2 separate regions of the Homo sapiens genome follow, and region 1 is linked to region 2. Evidence: chromatin contacts called from ENCODE Hi-C or POLR2A ChIA-PET data. All regions are on one chromosome and are shown on one strand. The core of a region is the stretch at or near the end of the contact, and the rest is flanking DNA. Distances in the headings are between cores, read along the strand shown. Region 1 overlaps LINC00924 (long intergenic non-protein coding RNA 924). Region 2 overlaps LETR1 (lymphatic endothelial transcriptional regulator lncRNA 1).

Region 1 (4,106 bases), core at 317-2,816, 150 kb before region 2:
CTTGGATTTGTCTTGTTTCTAATATTTGAGGGACAGAGGCGGGGAAAGAAGCAAATGAGGTTACCAGAGCTGGTTTTGTTTTCAAGGGTCAAATGGGTACCGTGTCACTTCTACTTCTTCTGCCCACTCCATCCCTACTTCCGGAAGACCAAGTGTATTTTCTCCTTCTTCCCCTCAAGTGTCCTCTAGAGTTTTCCACACTGCTTCTTAATACACATAGCTCTGCTTCTTGCTCCTTACTGGAAATAGGCTCAGTGCTGACGGGATCTGACCTATTGGTGGGTGGAGGGGAATGAAAGGTCAAAACTGCATTTGACCCTTTGTTCCACAGACTTACTTCATAGCCGAGCAGTCACATTTTGATTTAAACTTCTTTTTTTCTAGGCTCTAGATCGGTTCCTTACCTTGGAGCATGCCCCCTTTACTGATCTCATACATTTTTATTTTATTTGATGCTTCATGTTATGCTTGGATTATAGAACTTCCATTCGGTAAAGGTTCTGTAACAAATTGTTCTTTTGTACAACTGCCAGATATCTCAGACTAAAAACATATTGGGGGGAGAAAGCCAGATAAAAAATTAAATGAAGGCAAAATTAGAGGCCTGCTAATAAAATCAGATTTTCTTGACACTTTTAGTCAATGCAAAAATAATTGTGGGAATATAAAAGGTTTTTTATGGTCAATTATTCTTGTCTTAGTAAGTATCTATAATCATAATCCCTCAGAATAGGTAATAATCCTCTGCAGAGGGAAGTGAGACTTCCCCACAGAACCATAAGGAAAGTAAAACGTTATCATATGCATGCATAAAATATATTAATATTGAAATGTGCTGGCTGTAAGGTCAGGTGGGGAAATAGCTTTTTTTTCCGCCCTGAAAAAAAAATATATATATATATATATATATATAAACTATCTGACTTTATTGGGCTGCTGACATCCAATTGATCTGCATTATTCTTAGCTGGCAAGAGCCTATATACCTAAATGCCTCAGATAATAGGTATTACAGTATTAGGTAAAAAGCCTCCATGCAGTCTATAGCAAATATCAAAAAGGTAGAAAGTGTAAAATAAGGGAGATTAAGATGACACCAGAAAGCGTTGAATGAGGTGTCATTTTGCATTTAGAAAGACAACCAGGAAAGTTAAGACAGAAGAAAAAAAATGCCCCTTTCTCACTAGCTGCCCTTAAAGGTTTACAAATGATCTGTTAACAGAAATGAGTTTCTCTTGGGCTTCAGACACCATTTATTACTCTGGGAGAGAGACAAAAAAGGAGATGGAAAAGACTGGCAAATTATGCTTATTTGAAGGCAAAATGCTTCCCATCAGCAACATGATGAAAATGTACCAAAGGTGTCAGCCAGATGTTGACATGTTAATATTTTTCATGAGGTCTTTCACTGAGGAATGAGTACAAAGAACTTTTTGGGTGTTCTTTAGAATATGAATTGAAATGCATTGCTATGCTAGCTGCCTTGCCTGGGAAATCACGATCGTATTTGATGATGAAGAGGAAGAGGAAGTGTGTCCTAAATAGGGGGCTTGAACCTCGATTCCCTGGCTGCCTCCCAGATGTCTTGTGCTACGAATGGGCTCATCTGATCTCTCCTAGTCAATTTCATTCTGGAAAGTAGCCAGTGGGCCTAGTTCACGACCCAGTGATGTCATTATAATTCATTCTCCCTCACCACAAAGACTTCGGAACTTTCCAATTTACAATGGGTCTTTTTAATAAAGAAGAGAGTCATGTACAGAATTTTTAAGTGTTTCTAATGATTTATCTTTTTTTTTCTTGTTATAGCCTCAAAAAGGCCTATCTTCTTTGTATGAATGGACTATCAAAATCATTTAAAGAATTTTATATCTTTGTTAAAGTACACGATGTGTTTTATGGGCTGAAAGGGGATAACTGAAGCTTATTATAAGAGAACATTGTGTCCGAACAGAGAAACTTTACATTTTATGCATAAAGAATAGAGGATCTAAAATTTCATATGACTTAGGCCATGCTTCATCATGAACACTTACAAAGTAATTCTAAGTAGGAAATATGCCATTTTTAGGGATGTATTCTGTGTTTTGAGACTGGATTTATAAGATGAGGGAGGGGCTGGAGGCTGAGAGAGACATATGTAAGTCATTTCAGAGCACAGGCTGTATCATCCATGTGTTCTCTCAACACCTCTCATGGGCTGTAAGGAAATATTCACTGATGAAGATTACATATGAATTGAACTCAGCATTGGAGAGTTAGGGCCGTCTCCCAGAACCTCACCTCCTTGCACTTGGCTTACCCTCCTTGCTAAAATAAACTTTGCTGGATGACGTCACTTATCCTTGGCATGGATCTTTAAAATCCTGGGTAGTACAAGCCTAGTGGATGATCAATGCATTTGTGGCCTGCACTGTAATTTAACTTGCTCTGTCTGACAGGAGATGTGGAATAGCTAAAGAGAGGCTTTACTTGTAATCTTCTTATCGCCTTATCCTGGAGTGTTTGTGAAGAGCAAGGCCTTCCCTACACTAACTCCCAGCTGAGGGTTAAGGCTAAGAAAGAGAAATTGCCCTGTTATGTGTCTGATGGTGTGACCTGACAAAGCCCTCTCTGGATACCTTGTGAACCCTGGCCTTTCATGGCCAAACGCACCTTGCCTCTCCTGAACCACTTGTTTGTGTTCTGTGAGCTGATTAACAGAAATAACTTGCTATAATTATGATGTGCTGGGAGAGAAAAAAAATTGTACTCTTTTCTTACCGTTTCTTTTTTTTTTTTAATTTTCTTTCTCGTTTTTTTTTTTTTTTTTTTGAGACAGAATCTTGCTCTGTCACCCAGGCTGGAGTGCAGCAGTGTGATCTTGGCTCACTGCAGCCTCTGCTTCCCAGGTTCAAGTGATTCTCATGCCTCAGCTTCCTGAGTAGCTGGGACTGCAGGTGTGCACCACCACACCCAGCGATCCTGTTTCTTTTCTAAAGCATAGAATTCTAAATTAGATCATCATCCTTAGACCACTACTAGCAAGAGACCGTGAGTGAGCAGAGGGAGGTGGCCAGACCAGCGCAGGCTGGACAGGAGACAGGGAACACCTTACCATGGAAATGGTATAGAAACGGACAAGACTGACAGAAAGAGTGGGGGGGTGGAGGAATATAAAAAAGGAAAAAAAAAAAAGAAAAGGAGGCAGAGTGAGAGAAGGAGAGAGAGGGAGAGAGAGGGAGAGAGAGGGAGAGAGAGGGAGAGAGAGGGTCTTAATGAGAAATACACACAAGTGGAGGAGCTCAGGAGAAAAGCAGCTCAGGGTGTGGCAAAATGAAGGAGGGTGGCATGCAGACAGAGGGCTTCCTGGAGAGGGGGACACTCACCTTTCCACAAGGCAGTTTTCCTGTTTTTACAGAAAGCTGAGCAAGAGTAGACAGCTTGTCTGTCTCAGGTGCTCCAGGGCCAGCTAATTCACACTTTTCCTGATGACTTTGAGGAACGTAAAACTCTTTAGTGTAAGCACTCTGCGAATCTGATCGAGGGAAACACTCTTGCCACTTTCCTTCCGGGGATCAGATTCTGGCTATGTTAGTGGGACAGTTAGTTACATAAGCTAGCAGTCACAACCAAGGAGAAAATGCCTTATCACGGCCATAAATAGGAAGAGCTGGGAAGATCCAGAGGGGACATGTGACAAGCTTTATGGAGGAGATATACAGTGATGAGTATTGTGACGCACTAATTACAAGAAAGGAAATGATTTCTGTGACAAAATTAATAAGAGTTGCTGCTATTTTTTATAGGTCCCTTAATGGGCATATGCCTTCTGTAAATATGTTTGGATGCATATGGATAGTAAATATATGTGTATGTGTGTAGGTATGAAAATATGTATGGTCCAATAAATGTCGAATGCTCACAGAATCCCTCAAGGTAAATAATATTATTATTATTCCAATTTTATAGCGGAGAATATTTCTAAAGCTTAGAGAGCTTGCAAAACGTATCCAAGAATACATGCCCACATATTTATAAAGTTTGATAATGATAGATTGGATTAAAAACTTGCAACTATTATCTACAGGTTACGTGATATATATGACCAGAATGAGAAAGAAGGA
Region 2 (4,341 bases), core at 660-3,159:
CTTTTAGAAAATGGTATCAACTTGTTAAGCACACTTGAAAAGATAATAAATACAGACATTGTAATATAAGTAAGGGTGGCTCATTCTTTTCGTGTTCTCCGGGTGTTATATAAAGAATGTTTTCAGTAAAATACAGATCCTTCTGTGCTTACACTTTGTGACATTCTTGCTGGGACAGTTTTACATTTTGAAGCTAAACAATTCATTTAAGAATTTTAGCTCAAGTCCATGGTTTTTTTGTTTTGTTTTGTTTTTGTTTCAGTTGACGATGGTCGTACTTCTCCATGTTCTGAGACCAGTTTAAACAAAAACAAAAACCAGACAACAACCTTGCAAGGGAAAGAATTCAGAGTAAATAAACAGTCTTTTTCTGGGAAGTAAAATATTTCCCTAAGGTAAGTTACTTTTCCAAGGGAATTACAGCATATCCCAATGTGGACTAACAGGCGTTTTCTTCTGGTCTGATTAACATTTAGGAAAAAATAGATTCCTGAAAATAGCCTATTGTGTAATTATGTGTCTGATTGGAACAGCAAAATGTCTTTGTTAAACATCTTTTTAAAAACCAATTTTACCATTTCCTTCCAAACATTTGTTAATTTAATTGTGTTAACCCTTGCATCCACATTATTGGTCATGTGGCTGGATTGATTAAGAACAGACAGGGATATAGATTTCCACCTACAGAAACTCTTTTCAAGGGGTTAATCAGCTGGTAACTTGAGTTACAAATATATTGGGGAAAATGGTACTTTTGGTAAGATTTCTCACAGTGTATTCTTCAGCTATTTTTGAAAATTATACCCACAAGTTACATCACATCTGTAATAAACTCTGCACTTCAAGCTGCAGAACCTTCCAAGATATTCTGTGGAGTTTGTTGTATTTTCCCCATTTCTATATTTAAAACAAATTTCCTACCCATCCACCCCCTCCTTGAATTCAGGGAAACACAAATAACTCATAAGCTTTGCACTGAAATGAGTTTGTTTTGCTTTCATGCCTAGTATTGCTTTTGAAATTGTTCAGCAGTAAAGAAAAGAAAAAGCTGCTGGTATTAGCTTTAAACAACCGCCACAAACATATTGTCTTCCTATTTATTCTAGGTTTTCTTTCAGCCAAAATCAGACTTGCAGAGTTATTCTAGAGCAGTTGGATGACATACAAAATCACAACCACCAAAATATACACTATATCTTTATAATGGGTTTTATGTACTCACAGATACACACACACACTATGTATATATTAAACAAAAATATGAAATTGACTCATTACAAAAGTAACCATCCGGGTATGTGAAAACTAAGAATTGTGACTTTGATATTAAGATATGTCCATTTTGCAGATGGAGAAATTGAGATGAGAGCTCATCCACAAGATTACCCATCAATGAGCACCAATAGCAACCAAATCCACTAGAAGACTGGGAGCTTTTAAGTCAAGAAACTTACATCAGTATCATCATTCCAAGAAGCGGTATCCAAGCTGTTTTATCGAAAGTGCGCATGGGAGGTAAGAGTTGGGAAAGATATCTGCAAACTAAATCTGGGGGATGCCTCTTCTTGAGGAGCTGGGGAAGAATAACCATGCTCAAGAATGTTCCTCTTTTAACAGAAACCCCTTTCTGAGGCACAGACCCTGCAGGCTCTGAAGAAATAGGATAGATTATTTCAGCTCTCTCAGCTTGGGAAGTGTGTTTGGAAGAGCATCTTCCTAGCTGCAATAATAAACAGCTCCAGCTGCAAGAGCTTTGCTAAACAAGCCTGGGCAAAACCGTTGGATTCCTTTCCTTTGACCATCTTAGATTTCCCCTGCAAGAGGCAAGGCAGGGAGCCTGCCCTGGAAATGTCCTCCTAGCCCTGCCCTGTGCAGCTCTGCGCTTCCCCAGGAACACACTCCCTCCCCCAGTCCGCCGCCCCACTTTTGTTTTATTTACGAATATGTTGCCAGAATTCCAATGAGTTATCTATTCTGTGGCCCCTTCATTTTCCCACCGAGGCCTTGTCGCCGGCTGACTCAGGGTCCAGTCGCAACAGTGAGAAGAAAAGAAGAGAGCAAAAGAATTCTTTTCAACTTTTTTTTTTTTTATGTTTCACTCATTTCTCTCTCTGTCTCCCCCAGGCCTCCTCCCCTCTCCTGCTCCCTCGTTCCCCCCACTCCCCAGCCTCCTAGGCTCTCCTTTACCCCCTTTATGTTACACGATCGCTCAAATTGAAGCTCAGGAGGGTCCTATAGGGAATGCATAGGAACCCTGGGAGAAAAAAGCCCCCAACAAGCTATACACCAGATGTATAACGTTATATGGTCAAACTGGCAAACACAAAAGCTGAAAAACAAAAGGCGTGAATTAGGGAGACGCATTCAAAGGCGTGTTTTCAAAACAGCCCGGCCAAGAGCCTGGATCCCCCTCCTGAGACTAAATGCTTGAAAGAAAAGGTGCTAAAGAAAGAAAGGAAAAGAAAAAAAGCCCATTTTTTCTAATTAGCTGAGGCCTAACAGGCGCTGAATTTCGCAACTAGTTTTCATCAAGGGGGTTGTGGCTCGTGAAACTGAAAAAAGATGCTTTTGAAACCTGTGATGTAGGCCCTTTCTCGGACCAGAGCTGGTCTCTCTCCTTGAGCTTTTTTCTCCCCCTCGCTTTTTGGGTTCTGCCTTGCTTCATATCTTGATCCCTTTTTTGCACCCTCCCCTCAAAGTACAAATATTATTTGGGCTTAAAAAGAGAGCAGGAGGGAAAGCCACAATGGCCCTCCCCGCCCCTCTTTCTGTCTGGTAGGCAGGGGGTTTTCCTTGCCAGCAACAGTCCTGAGTCGCTATGAATCTCATTCCAAAGCTCCGCAGAGCACCAAAGGGGAGGGAAAAGGTGTCACTGCAGGCTGAGAGTGTGTGTGTGTGTGTGTGTGTGTGTGTGTGTGTGTGTGTGTTTTCTGTAAACGCTGGGCTTAAAATTAAAAACCCTCCACTACTGTGATTTTAGATATTTGGAGGATGGTCTCTCGCTGAGCGTTTTTGCAAATGCAACTAGGCAATGTTTTCTAGGCAGCAAGGTAGATTCCCAGAGCAAAAGGTTTTGCTCCTCCTGCGCTTTCAGAAAGGACACACACAAGCAACCTGAATTTTTTTTTAATTCTGATTTGAAGTGTATAAAAGGATGTTGCAACCAGAGAGTTACTAGTCTTCTGCTGCATGAACAAATTATGAACTTGCATTCTTCAATCACATTTCTAATAGGAAAACAAAGCAGAACTCGTGGGTGAGAGTTGGTGGGCCGCCTGCGTTTGGAAGGGAGGCAACTTTAATTGCCGTGCTGTCTGGCTCGGATCCCTGTGGTCCTGCGTGGTGTGTTTTAGTAACAAACACTTGTTCTAATGAATTGGCCTTATTAGGGGGCTCCTCATATTCTTTTATAAAGAGCAGAGCTATTCTGAACTTCTGAATGCAACAGTCTCTTGATATTCTCACACTGAAGGCTGTAGTGTGGGATTGCATTCCCTCTCCTGTATTTTCATAAGGCTCGTATTTTTTAATGGCAGAAGAGTGAGCAGTGGTAGAAAGGTAAGAAAACTACAGAGCTTGCAGGTACCTGCCATCCATGGACCCAGGGCCATCAAAGAGGCTTGCAAAATCATTATGCTAAAGATGTATTTGCCTTCACAGCTGAACAATCCGGATTTTAGGTCAGTCACCTCCTGGCACATTTAAAAAAAAAAAAAAAACTCATGGCAATGGATAAAACAGATTCATTAGCTTTGATTAACCTTCTTTAACTAGAGTTAAAAACCTGCCGTAGGCAGCTCAGCTACCAATGCAGCCTTGAAGATACTTTATCATGTTTAAGACCCAATTACTGTTGCACTGAGTAAGAATAAAACATCACAATAAAATGTGGTACAAACCGCAACTCTAACGCACACAGCAAATAATCATTAATTTACAACAGCAACTTTCCCATTTCTATGGTTTTTCTGATGGCTGCACTTAGTTCAAGTTGAATACCTTGGAATTCGATGCTGATATGAGAAACTAGTTCCCCAGCTGTATTGACTGATGGCTTTTTTTTTTTTTCTGTCTTATAGCTTTAGTTTGGAGACTCAGAAGACTCTTTTAAAAATTTCCAAGTAAAATAAAAAAGAGAAACTAAAGTCAAAACAGGGTCTGTGGAACTAGGTTTATATAAGAGACAGGGAGGGAGAGAGAGAGAGAGAAAGGATTAAAATGGTTGAAACTTTAGAATTTTATAACAATTTCTTATTAATAATTGGAAATATTTCTAGTTAGAAGTTGTAAATATTAAAGAAACACAGCCCAGTAAAGTCAGCATTGAGTTAGTTCAAAGAG

The links. A loop is a pair of places that touch in the nucleus more often than their neighbours do. ChIA-PET counts read pairs that join two places held with the same protein, here RNA polymerase II (POLR2A). Pooled maps may share reads with other maps.
Region 1: a loop to region 2 is called in a map of vagina, with 2.6 times the contacts of the local background. The contact joins two enhancer-like sites. A Hi-C loop is called at or near these places in 3 of 168 maps with a recorded cell type or tissue (cardiac septum, naive thymus-derived CD4-positive, alpha-beta T cell and vagina) and 7 of 50 pooled maps. POLR2A ChIA-PET finds 5 or more read pairs at or near these places in 2 of 52 experiments (GM12878 and Panc1).

What each region holds. Positions count from the first base shown.
Region 1 is chr15:95,438,431-95,442,536 of GRCh38, reverse strand. All of the region lies in intron 1 of LINC00924 (long intergenic non-protein coding RNA 924), which reads right to left. Among named protein-coding and RNA genes, the nearest start is that of LINC00924, 7.4 kb to the right of the region's middle. Within about 2 kb of position 1,566, at least 2 of the 41 ENCODE cell types and tissues checked have a DNase peak (open chromatin) inside an H3K27ac peak, as active enhancers do.
Region 2 is chr15:95,285,476-95,289,816 of GRCh38, reverse strand. LETR1 (lymphatic endothelial transcriptional regulator lncRNA 1) reads left to right here. Exons shown (of 4, transcript NR_034095.1): 2 at 263-395; 3 at 1,349-1,515. Among named protein-coding and RNA genes, the nearest start is that of LETR1, 39 kb to the left of the region's middle. Within about 2 kb of position 1,909, at least 5 of the 41 ENCODE cell types and tissues checked have a DNase peak (open chromatin) inside an H3K27ac peak, as active enhancers do.